Linked DNA regions of Homo sapiens: region 2 is linked to region 1. The links are chromatin contacts, found by Hi-C or POLR2A ChIA-PET in ENCODE. All regions are on one chromosome and are shown on one strand. Each heading gives the region's core, a stretch centred on a gene start or an enhancer-like site at or near the end of the contact. The rest is flanking DNA. Distances are from core to core; before and after follow the strand shown. Region 1 holds the start of SMCO4 (single-pass membrane protein with coiled-coil domains 4). Region 2 has its middle 41 kb from the start of SMCO4.

Region 1 (6,294 bases), core at 2,261-4,760:
GTTTGGGGAACAGAAAGAAAGCCAGTTGGGCAAAGTGTGCTGAGTGAGGGGCAGAACAGTACCAATATCTCTGTAGGGGCAAGCTGCACCAGACCTCATGGGGCCATGTATAATCGTTTAGATTTTATCACCAGCACATAGGAAAGTTACAGACATATTTTGAGCATGGGAAGAATATTTTAAATAGCAAAAATGTCACAAAGGAAAAACAGAAGAGTTCAACTAACAGCGTAAAGAACTGTGAATTGGTCATCCCAGTTCTGCTCTGAGCCAGCTCCAGGACCTTGGATATTTGTAAGGCTCTGATGATTTCTCTTAGCCCCAGTTTTCTCATCTGTAAAATGAGGTGGTGGGTTAGATGATCTCTAACTCCATCTCTGATGTTTCGTGATCTATGATAAAACCATGCCAATAAATGTAATTGTCATTAAGGAGCTTACAATCAAGTGGGAGAGATAAACACACCTAACCTCTATGATACCTGCTGTTGATGTTCCAGGGAGTTCTAACGTTTAAAGCTTTTGGTAGCTTACAAGCTGATTTTGCCAGCCCATTGTTATGTTGACTGCCAAAGGATTTTAAACAGTACTAGGCTCAGTAACCAATTCAATGAAGAACTTTCAAAGAGGGTATTTACATGAAGTGTGATGCTCTGCTAAGCTTAGATTTAGTGACTTCAACTGAATGCTTCATAACAGAAAACGCTAGCAAGAGTACTGATTCTTGGGTGAATTTCATCTAGAACTTGTAACTGCAGGAGTGCCTGTGAGTGATCTGTGTGTCAGTTATCTATTACTGTATAACAAACCACCCTAACACTTAGTGATTTGAAACAACCACCATTTTATTTCTCACAATTCCTGGGTTGGCTGGACTATTTTTGGCTGGCTTTCCCTGGAGCTCACTCATGTGGCTGAGAGCTGGTGGGCTGCATAGCTGGGACAGCAAGGCTTTCTCTTCTCAGGGTCTTTCCTCTTCAAGGAGTTGGACCAGGTTTCTTCATGGCAGTCTCAGGATAGCATTTCAAGAAAGCAAGGAGCAAGGCACAAGTGCACATCGAAAGCCCCTGCTTGTGTCATATTTGTTCATGTCCCAGTAGCTAAAGGAAGTCACAAGGCCAACTCCAGGGTCAACGTGGGAGGGAGCTACAGAAGGACAACTCAGTAGGGGTGATTCATTAGAAGCCATTAGTGTAAAATGTGTAAACTTTTCCTCTGAGACTTGCATTGCAAGATACACAACTCTAACCTATAAAGGATGACACTTTCTTTTTCTTTTCTCTCTCTCTCTCTTTTTTTTTTTTTTTTTTTTTGAGACAGAGTTTCACTCTTGTTGCCCAGGCTGGAGTGCAGTGGCATGATCTCAGCTCACTACAACCTCCGCCTTCTGGGTTCAGGTGATTCTCCTGCCTCAGGCCTCCCAAGTAGCTGGGATTATAGGTGCCTGCCACCACGCCCAGCTAGTTTTTGTATTTTCAGTAGAGACGGGGTTCATCGTGTTGGCCAGGTTGATCCCGAACTCCTGACCTCAGGTGATCCACCCACCTCGGCCTCCCAAAGTGCAGGGATTACAGGGGTAAGCCACCACGCCCAGCCAAGGATGGCACTTTCACAGACACAATATCTATGTTATTACTACTATAAGGGAGCATGTGGAGTCACCTTATTAAGGGACTGAGTCCTACATCAGTGGCTCTGCTTGCCTCATAAAATTATTCATTAATTTTTAGCAGTGGCCTTGGGAAGTTGTGTACATAATATTTAGAGGAAAATGGCATTTACAATGATAATGAATTAAAGCAATTCACACGGCAGTACCACTGCCCCAATTTAAACCTTGAGGCTTGCTAATTTCATATTTAGCTGCATCCCATATGCTCCCAATCCCTCTGCCCTAGTGTGGAGCTACAGCTCAAACTCCTTTGAAGGTAGGAAACTTACCTCACACACGCGTGTTCCCCTCATTCTTTCAGCGCATAGAACACTAAAAAGATGCTCCTTAAATACATGCTAAATAAACTGATCAATAGTTGCCTTTTATTAAATATCTTTGTGTTTCAGGTATTTCCTTATTTCCTTCACAGACCGGATCATGAATGATCTCCCAATGTGACAAGGTCTTATTCTCCACAGTTTACCGTTGAGGGGACTGAGGTGCAGAAAGCCCAAGGTGTATGCAGCCCAATCCCCTCTGATCCCACTCTACTGCATTGCTGCCTTTTGTACGCAGCAGGAAGGACACTTCCTGTAAAAATGAAAAAAAAAGCCTTAAGTTGTTTGAGAGAGGGTCAGGAAGAAAACAGGAAGAGCCAGTAGACTGCAGGTGCTTTCAAAGGGCTCCCTGTCTTTGACATCCCTAAAATAAAAACTTGTTAATTAAGAGATTGGCCACAGAAATCCAGGTGGAAAACCTGCAGAAGAGTGGGTTCCACAATTCTTCAAAACAGAACAAAAAAACCCCAAGACTTGTTATATTTTTACCGGTGGAGGGGAAGAGGTTACAGGAGTGGCCTTGCTCCCCGGGCTGGCCTTGCTGAGCAGGTGACAATACCACACATATAAAGGTTTTAAGGTGAAAAGGTAGTCAATATTTTACATTTCGAAGATAGTTTTTAAAATCACCTACTGCATCAGTAGTAATACAACAATAACTACCATTTACATACCACCGCACACATCGGGGCTGCGTAAAGAACTTTATAGTGCACCATCTCAATTAATTCTCACAACTCTGTGAAGTAGGTTTTATTATTCTTAATTTATAGACGTGTTCACTGTGGGCCAGGGAGATGAGCTTTCCCGCGATTGCCCAGCTTTTAAGAGGTAGATCTCAAACCTAAACGTGTTTGACCAAAAGCCCTGAATAACATTTAGCCGTGGGCCTCTTGCGGATTTGGCGCTGGTCCGAGGTGGGGAATTGTGAATCTCATTTATTTATGCTGAGCTGCGCACACATATGCACGTGTAAGTTACAAAAAACAAATCCAGGTCAGGATCTCTGTCCGCTTGAGGTTTCAAAGCCTACTTGGGTAGACAGCGGTAAAAGTCTCAACTCATTCATCTACTCGTTTGCTCTCTTCACAAGTATTTATTGCGCACTTCAGTATTCCAGACAGGGCGCTAACCTTGCCCTGGAGGAGAGAATGGTGAACACAACAGACATGGCGTTTGCCTCCAACTATCCCCTTTCCGATTCTGCTATCTCACGGGCGAGGCGTTCAAAGAAGCAGGAAATATATCAACAAGGGGGTGACTTAAGCACCCGCTGCGCGGGAGCCGGAGGAAGCGCGCTGAGCCTGCAGAGGTGGTCAGGGCGAACTTCCTGGAGGCAGCGGCAGCAGCAGGCCGGGCGAGAACCCAGGTCGCTCGGAAGCGACAGTCTGAGCCGGGAACGGGGAAGAGGGGGCGGGAGCCGAGGCCCGGGCGGGGGCAGCCAGCGAGTTAGGGTTAGGACGGGAGGATTCGGCTTCCCGGCGGCAGAGGGCGCCTGGCGCTGCGGTCTGGCGCGCCAGAGTCGCCCGCGCGGGCGCCGAGAGGAGAGGCGAGGCGGGGAGCGCAAGCGGCGGCGGCCACTGCCACGTATTCCCGGCAGTGGTGGCGGCGGCGGCGGCGGCGCCCGCGGGCAGGTGGGCTGGGAGCGGCGCGGCGGCGGCGGCGGCGGGGCGGGCGAGCCGGCGGGCGGGCGCGGGGCACGGGGCACCGGGCACCGGGCGGGGGTGCGGCGCCGGGACAGTACGGTTCCCGCCACGCCGGCTCCGCCTCCGCGCAGTGCTGCTGACCCAGGCCTGGGCGCCCGGCGGGTCCCGAGCGCAACTCGTGCGGGCGGGGTTGGGGGCCCGAGGGACTCGAGCTCGCCTGCCCGTCGCGGCTCGAGACGCTGCATCCCGGTTGCTGCGGGGCGGGGGCTGGGAAAAGTTGGGGCGGACCGCGAGCCCGCGGGGCCGGGCGGGAAGTGCGGGTGCGGGGCGGACTCAGGGGCCGGGGGACGCAGTGCAAAGGGCTTGGGCCGGGGCGGCCGGGAGGGCCCCGTATGGGAAGGTGGGAAACGCGGGTCCTTTGAGGACGCCGAGAAAGGGGTGCGCTCAGGGTCTCTGGGAGTGGACAAGAGTCCGGCGGCGGACCTTGCGGGTGAGAAGGGTCGGCGCCTGGGGGTCGGGGAGTAGAGGTGAGGCGGGGGCGGGATAGAGCCTTCCTCCTCCCCCGTTCTTTCGGGACCGACCCTGAGACCCGGGGCAGGCTCCGAGCTGGGTACGCCTCTGGCATCTGAAGACCCAGTGGGGAGTTCCTGTACGGGGTGGGTGGAGGAGGGAGCTGAGCGTTGCTTCCTCTGCTGCTGGGGCCGACTACCGCCCCTCCCCAGCGGCCAGATTCACCTCAGACTGCAGTGCTTTTGCCCTGAGGAAGTTGAGGAGGGACAGCTGAGCGGATGAGATGTTTGGGGTGTTCCAAGATGAGTGGGATTAGGCTGCATGATATCATAACTATCTCCGGGAGCTGTCAGAAAACACTCCCATGTCCTCATACACCCACCCATCCACTCATCCAGTCAGTACTGCCAAGCTCCAGGCTCCCTTGCTCTTTAAGTGACACCTCTAGATCCCCAGAGCCCAACAGCGCATCTGCTCACAGCCTCGAGGGTGGCAAGGGTGGAAGACATGGCCTGCTAGTGTCTGCGTAGGTTGGTGCTTTCAGAAACAAGTGGTTCTGGAGGTGCTGGATGCTTTATTAGAACAACCTGTGTGGAGCCCGTTGACAATGCAGATGACTCATGTTGGCTTTTTTTTTTTCCCCTTTACAAATAAACTTTGTATTCAAGACACCAGTATGCCTGGTCATTTGCAGCAGTGATACGGCAAGAGACCCATAGTGGGCTTCTTGAGCCCTTATTCTCGTCCTAGATGTGTTAGCAAGAAGTTTGACCTTGGATGAGTCACTTGCTCTCTCTGGACTTCTGTTTTCTTATCTGTCACATGGGGTATAAAGAGAGAGCTCGACAGTGTGATGTAGACAGGAGTAGGTTTCTGAGGGACACAGTGAAATCTTTTTTCTTGTAAGGCTGGATCAGCCACAGAAAATAAGCCTTAGCCTGTTCTTATAAAGAAATTAGCTTAGATTTAAAATAAAATATGAGAAGAAATATTGCAAAAAGCAAAACAACAAAAAACTAATAGTAGTTGGTACTCGATTTACAACATGAATACTGTTCTTATGCTTGCAGTTAGTGTACTTGGTTGTCCAGCTATCTACTATAAAGTTGCTCATTGTGCTTAGAAAGTGTGTATTTCACCTGTGGACCCGAATTTTTTCTTATTGTTTAATCTTCAAGCTTGGAGTGGACGCTCAAGCTTGGAGTTGGATTGGTCCTGCTGGGGTTTGTCTGAAGAACATCCTCAGGGTCTCTCATTGCATAATATTATAGGTTTCCTTCTGTCTGACTGATGCTGGGGTCCTTGTACAACTATGCTTCTGCCATCTTTTCCATTCTGGCTTGAGAAGTGGTGAGCTGGTTCCTCTTGCCTCTGGCATGCCCAGACTTCTCATTTCTTTTCAGATGAGTGTAGTAAAAGGCAAGCAGTGAGTTAGAGGCAGCACATTAAAAATTGCTCCAGGCAATCATCTGTGTCCCCTCCACCCCGCTCCTGTCCCCTAGACCCCCTGGGCAACTTCTCACTAGAGCTTCCTGGTCATAAGCTGGCCTTGACATTTTGGGTGCTGAGGGCCATCACAGCATTGAAGTGACTTGGCCAGGGTCACACCACACATTAATGATCAAGCCATGGTGCTGGAAGAAGAGGAATTTTTTTTGTGTGTGTATTTTGTCATAACTGAATGTTCCTGTTCTTGTCCATTAGTAGCTTTCAAAATCCATATTGGGTTTGACCACATCATTTTCAGTAATCCTTTTTTGTCAGCTTTTTGGAAGCTGCAGTTAGTGGTTCTCTCTGAGTTTGAGGTAGTGGTATTTTATTATTAAACAATTTTTTCCAAATATTTTTTAAACTACTTTCCTTTTCAGACCAGATGAGGTAGTGTTAAAAATGATATCTTCTCCAACAAGTAAAGGCTTGATTAATTAGGTTGAGTCTTTAAAATATCTAGTGTTTGTGTGTGTATAAATTTTACTTTAATTGAGAAGTATTGATAAAAATCATAATCGTCACCATTTGAGCCCCTGCCATTGAGCAGGCATTGTGAGGTAGGAGTGAGCATCATTTTACAGGAGAGAAAACAAAGCCAAGAGATGGCACGACTCTGGTACAGCTGTCGTGCATAAGTTACTGATGATCTTTCAATC
Region 2 (6,365 bases), core at 778-3,277, 43 kb before region 1:
GATGAGTGATTTCCAGGCTTCGGGTTTGTTATCTCTCCTGACAGCTGTTCTCCAGTATTTTGTAGGCTTATGGAGTGGAAGAGCAAGAAACTTATTCGGTGTAGTCCAAGAAGAAATCACTGGAGGCAAATTTCAGCTCAGTGTAAAGAAGGTTTTTTACTTTTTTCAAACAATGGTGTTTGTTTCCATATGTAGGGAAAATGCTGGATGAGGGGGCATTTTCAGGGGCCCTGAGTTGTATAGGACTTTAGGGGTATACCCATCTAACTGCCTGGCCCTTAGGATCAGGACATCTGGGCTGGAGAGAGGGTTAAATGATATGACTGTGGGTACAGCACCTTGACTAGTGCCCATGGTTGGCAGGTGCTCAGCAAACAGTGTTTATTTAACTGACCTCACAAAGGTCTTATTATGCATCAGACACTATTGTAAGTATTCAGCAAATATTAACCCATTTCATTCTCATGACAGCCTTATGAGGTAGTACTGTTACTGTGTCTGGGTGGAAGAGTGGTTGCAGTGGTTTCTAGCGCTCTGTCCAACTTTGAGATTCTATGACCAGGTTCTTGTGATTGGCACTGCTGATAACAGACCCAGCCAGTCAGCTGGACTGAACTGATGTTTGATGGACTGTTGGATTATATTAGCCACCAGCTATCTCGACCCTAAGGGCCAGGCATTTAGATAAGTGCACCCCTAAAGTCCTGTACAGTTCAGGGCCCATGAAAATGCCCCTTCATCAAGCATTTCCCCCCATACAGACAAGTCCATTAACACATTTTTCCATTATCCTTGAAAGCATGCTCTGGCTGCTTGGAAAATCATCTCTTCTTCCCCTCCTTCTCATAATCAATTGCTACCAATTGCTATGCCAAAATCCATGTTAAGCTATACATGTATGTGTGTATCTATACACATATATGTGTACATACACACATATTTGAGCAGGAGAGCAACAGAATCCGTTTATGTCTTGGTAAGTTATTAAAACATAAGTCCAGTCTGATCTCATTCAGACCCTTCCTTATTTACATAGCTATTTTAATGTGCCTGAGATCTATTCATGTCCCCAAAGATCCTTTACTCCCTCTCTGTGAGCCCCTGGTACAGCTACGTAAATAGCTGAACTGAGGTTTTCCATGACAACTCATTATTTTTTTTTTAAATTGCTTTAAAATAAAAGGTGATAAAAACAAGATTGAGCTAAAAGACAACATAATCAGAAGACAGAAAATGAACACAATATCTAAAGAACCAGATAAGACTGTGAGAGACCAGGTCAGTACAAGCTGGTAATTACATTAAAATTGACACAATCTATCTGTTTTTCTCATAAGCTAACATTTTGCCCGACTGATTTTCTATGAGTAAAGTCAGGAGTTTTTTTTTGTTGTTACATATATGTATTTTAAAACCACAGAAACTCATAGCCTAGAAGGAAGGAGAGAACAAAAGGAGAACCATTCCTTCTTTTATTCATGTAATTATTCAATAATAATGTATTAAATGTAAATTATGGCTAGTTTGGGGTTCCATAATGTGGAACTCATTTGAAAAACTATGAAAACAACAAAATTGATAAAAGGGTCAAGAAATGGGTGTTGCTAAAAGGCTGCAGAAAGTGGTTGTCTGCTCAAGGAAAAAATTGAATTTTTATCAGTCAATACCTTTAATTATATGAAGAGTTATTATTGACCACATTAGTCGTCAATTATTTTTCTTTCCCAGTCAGAGAAAATAAGAAGAAATAGGCTTCCCCTACAGCAAGCAGAGTTTAGAAGCTGTAATGCGACCTCATTATGGAATTGTTGAGTCCATGAGCCGGGCTGTGTTAGCAAAGGGCATAGCCTCAGCGTCGTTGAGTGATCAGAAGCTCCGTGCCCTACTTTCTGTAGATCTCCATTACCCACCATGCCCACACACCCTCAATCTCAGTTCCAGTGAGAGAGTTTACTGGAGCTACTACAGCCAATTGCCTAATCAGCATTGCTGGGCAGTCTCTGCTGTGAGTCCAGCTCTGACTCAACAGCATGCTTCCCAGGCCTGCTGGGGCAGCTGGGGCAGTGGGAAGAGCAGCAAGCTCTGTGTTAGGAAGCTTGGCTTGCAGGTCCTACTCCACATATTGTTTTCCTTCTTTTGGCCCCAGTTTTCTCATCTGTAAAATGAACAATATTTCCTTCCTTCTTTCTTTCCTTCCTTCCTTCCTTCCTTTCTTCCTCCCTCTCTCCCCTCCTTTCTCTCTTCTCCTTCCTTCCTTTCTTCCTTCCTTCCTTCCTTCTTGCCTGCCTGCCTGCCTGCCAGCCTGCCTGCCTGCCTGCCTACCTGCCTGCCTTCCTGTCTTTCTCTCTCTCTCTCTTCTTTTTTTGAGACAGGGTGTCACTCTGTTGCCCAGGCTGGAGTGCAGTGGCACAATCTCGGTTCACTGCAACCTCTGCTCCCACCAGCCTCCCGAGTAGCTGGGACTACAGGCGCACCACTATGCCCTGATGATTTTTGTATTTTTTTTTTTTTTTTTTTTTTGAGACAGAGTCTCACTCTGTCACCCAGGCTGGAGTGCAGTGGCACAATCTTGGCTCACTGCAACCTCCGTCTCCTGGATTCAAGTGATTCTGGTGCCTCAGCTTCCCGAGTAGCTGGGATTACAGGCATGCACCACCACACCTGATTAATTTTTGTGATTTCAGTAAAGACGGGATTTCACTATGTTGGCCCGGCTGGTCTTGAACTCCTGACCTCAAGTGATCTACCCACCTCAGCCTCCCAAAGTGCTGGGATTACAGGCATGAGTCACCTCACCCGGCCTAATTTTTGTATTTTTAGTAGAGATGGGTTTTTGCCATGTTGCCCAGGCTGGTCTTGAACTCCTGGGCTCAAGCAATCCACCCACCTTGGCCTCCCAAAGTGCTAGGATTACAGGGGTGAGCCACTATGTCTGGCCCAAGTTGGTCTTAATTCTAGTAGCTCTCAAACTGCTAAAATTAAAGTGTGATGAGAATCTAAACTTATTTTATTTGGAGGAGGTGCTTATTGAAAATCCAGATTTCTATCACTTTTCCCACACAAATTTTTGTTTATTTAGCCTGGATGGGGCACAGAACATGAGATTCTGCATATTAAAAAGTATCTGATAGTGTAAGTTGGTTGAAGGTAAAAATTAAAATAAAAAAAGAATAAAAAAGTATTTGATACAAGTGATCCTGGGCTAGTACATTAGTTTGCTAGGGCTGCCATAACACAATACCATAATAGGCTGGGTGGTTTAAGCAACAGAAATTAATTTTTCTACAGTTCTGGAGGCTGGAACTCCAAGATCAAGGTGTCAGAGGATTTAGTTTCTTCTGAGGCCTCTCTCCTTGGCTTATAGATGGGCATCTTCTCACTATGTCCTCACATGGTCAACTCTCTGTGCATGGGTACTCCTGGTGTCTGTTTGTGTGTCTTAATCTCTTCTTATAAGGACACAAGTCAGATTAGATTAAGGCCTATCTTAATGGCCTCATTTTAACTTAACCAGCTCTTTGAAGGCCCAATCTCAAATTCTGAGTTACCAGTGTTAGTAACATATGAATTTGGGGGGACAAAATTTAGCCCCTAACAGCTAAATAATCTCTACAATTGTGTGCCCAGTGAAAGCTAGATCAAACCTCTCTGCAGACTCAGACTTGTTTTTGGGTCTTGTTATAGGACCCTTGTGTTATAGCTAAACTCTTATTTTTATACTTTTTCCATTTCTCTAGCTAAAGCTCCCAGCCCTAATTTGGTGACATCTGGCATTAGTCTCCTGGTTCTAATTAGCATTGCCACCCTATCTGAAGTGCCTACCACCTCAATGCCCACACCATCCTACCCCTCTACCTTCTCATTTCTGCATTGATTCAGATCTGTTATTGTCTCGTTTATTGGTTTACTTGTTTCCTGTCTTTCTCCCCTACTAGACTATAAATTCCATAGATCAGCCATGGAATGTTTTGTTCCTAGCACCATGAACAGTGCCTGGCATACAGTAGGCACTCATTAAATATTGATGCATGAATAAATCAATGAATGAGTGATGAGTTGAGATGACCTTTAAGGTCTGTATCTGTTCCAACCTAGGATTCAATTGCCTTTTCCTTCTTTACTCTTCCACAGGGATGGTATTTAAGAGACATCCCCCCAGCCAGAGGGAATAAGATATGTAGAATACTGAACCACACTGATATCTATCTAGAGACCTGGGAGAGGTGAAAATTCTGCTCATTTATTGTCCTACCAATGTCTTAATCACCAATGCATTAACAGTGCCCTGGACCTAGAGTGTCTGGACTGTACTGCAGAGATAGGTTGATTACAAAGAAAGGCAGTAAATCAGCCAAGGCCAAGTGTCACACACCACAATGACATTGACAGTCCAGCAGATGATCTGCTTTAGCCCACAGCTGAAGTCTGGGTGTGATCATCAGTCTTCTTGCAGATGGTCAGAAACTCCTATTTATGAACTTTGGCCTGAGACATTTGCTAGCACAGCATAAGCAGTTAGGCTTTTTCAGCTATGAAATTCCTTTAGGTTGATGAAAGATGCTAGCACATGTCAATAAAGGTGACAATAATAGTGCAATATAAGTAATAATAATAAATAAAAAAATGTTAATAATAGTTTAAACAGGTAAAGTCTGAGGTGCACTAAAAATAGGTTAATTATAATCTTTGATTGGGTTGGCTCTACATACATGAATAAAATATCTTGGAAGTCCTAACCAGAGAAATCAAGAGAAAGAAATAAAAGGCATCAAATAGGAAAAGAAGAACTCAAAATATCTCTTCACTGATGATATGATTGGCTACCTAGAAAACCCTGAAGACTCTGACAGAAGGCTTCTGGAACTGACTTCAGTAAAGTTTCAGGATACAAAAATCAATGTACAAAACTCAGTAGCATTTCTATACAGAAATGATGTTCAAGCCGAGAGCCAAATCAAGAACACGATCCCATTTACAATAGCCACACACACATGCACAAATACCTGGGAGTACATCTAACCAAGGAGGTGAAAGGTTTCTACAAAAGTTACAAAACACTGCTGAAAGAAATTGTAGATGACATAAACAAATGAAAAAACATTTCATGCTCATGGATTGGAAGAATTGATATCATTAAAATGGCCATACTGCCCAAAGCAATCTATAGATTCAATGTCATTCCTATCAAACTATCAATGCCATTTTTGACAGAACTAGAAAAAACTATTCTAAAACTCATATGGAACCAGAAAAATAGCCCAAATAGCCAAAGCAATCTTAAGCAAAAGGAACAAAGCCAGAAGCATCACACTGCCTAACTTCAAACTATACTATAAGGCTACAGTAACTGAAACAGCTTGGTACTGTTACAAAAACAGACACATAGGTCACTGGAACAGGATAGAGAACCCAGAAATAAAGCCATATACCTACAGCCACGTGATCATCATTAAAGATGACAAAAATAGGCAATGTGGAAGGGACTCCCCATTCAATAAATAATGCTGGTATAGCTGGCTGGATGTATGTAGAAGAATGAAACTGAACCCCTAGCTTTCATCATATACAAAAGATGAATTGGCCGGGCGTGGTGGCTCATGCCTGTAATCCCAGCGCTTTGGGAGGCCGAGGCAGGCGGATCACGAGGTGAGGAGATTGAGACCAACCTGGCTAACACGGTGAAACCCTGTCTCTACTAAAAGTATAAAAAATTAGCCAGGCGTGGTGGCGGGTGCCTGTAGTCCCAACTACTTGGGAGGCTGAGCCAGGAGAATGGCATGAACCCAGGAGGCGGAGCTTGCAGTGAGCCGAGATCAGCCGCTGCACTCCAGCCTGGGAAACAGTGCAAGACTCTGTCTCAAAAAAAAAAAAAAAAAGAAAAGATGAATTAAAGATTTAAATGTAAGACCTCAAACTTCAAGAATCTAGAAGAAAACCTCAGAAAGACCCTGTGGACATTGGCCTTGGGAAAGAACTTACGACGAAATCCTCAAAAGTAATTGCAACAGAAGCAAAAATTCACAAGTGGGATTTAATGAAACTAAAGAGTTTCTGCACAGCAAAAGAAACTATCATCAGAGGAAACAGAAACCCTACAGAATGGGAGAAAATATTCACAAACTACACATCTGTCAAAGATCTAATACCCATAATCTATACAGAACTTAAGCAATTCAACAAGCGAAAAACAAATAACCCCGTTAAAGAGTGGGCAAAAGACGGGAACTTCTCAAAGAAGACATGCAGGCAGCTAACAAACATGAAAAAATGCTCAACATCACTGATCATCAGAGAAATGCAAATCAAAACCAAAATGAGATACCATCTCACACCAGTCAGAATGGCCATTATTAAAACGTCATAAA

Evidence for each region. Hi-C counts contacts between places; a loop is a spot of excess contacts on that map. ChIA-PET counts read pairs that join two places held with the same protein, here RNA polymerase II (POLR2A). Pooled maps may share reads with other maps.
Region 2: a loop to region 1 is called in a map of gastrocnemius medialis, with 10 times the contacts of the local background. The contact joins the enhancer-like site here to the promoter of SMCO4 in region 1. A Hi-C loop is called at or near these places in 1 of 168 maps with a recorded cell type or tissue (gastrocnemius medialis), 2 of 37 single-sample maps with no recorded cell type and 2 of 50 pooled maps. POLR2A ChIA-PET finds 5 or more read pairs at or near these places in 3 of 52 experiments (T-cell, WTC11 and common myeloid progenitor, CD34-positive).

What each region holds. Positions count from the first base shown.
Region 1 is chr11:93,540,607-93,546,900 of GRCh38, reverse strand. SMCO4 (single-pass membrane protein with coiled-coil domains 4) reads left to right here and starts at 3,510. Exons shown (of 3, transcript NM_020179.3): 1 at 3,510-3,625. RefSeq lists silencers at 3,310-3,439, 3,600-3,649, 3,780-4,019.
Region 2 is chr11:93,581,678-93,588,042 of GRCh38, reverse strand. No RefSeq gene overlaps it. Among named protein-coding and RNA genes, the nearest start is that of SMCO4, 41 kb to the right of the region's middle. Within about 2 kb of position 2,027, at least 2 of the 41 ENCODE cell types and tissues checked have a DNase peak (open chromatin) inside an H3K27ac peak, as active enhancers do.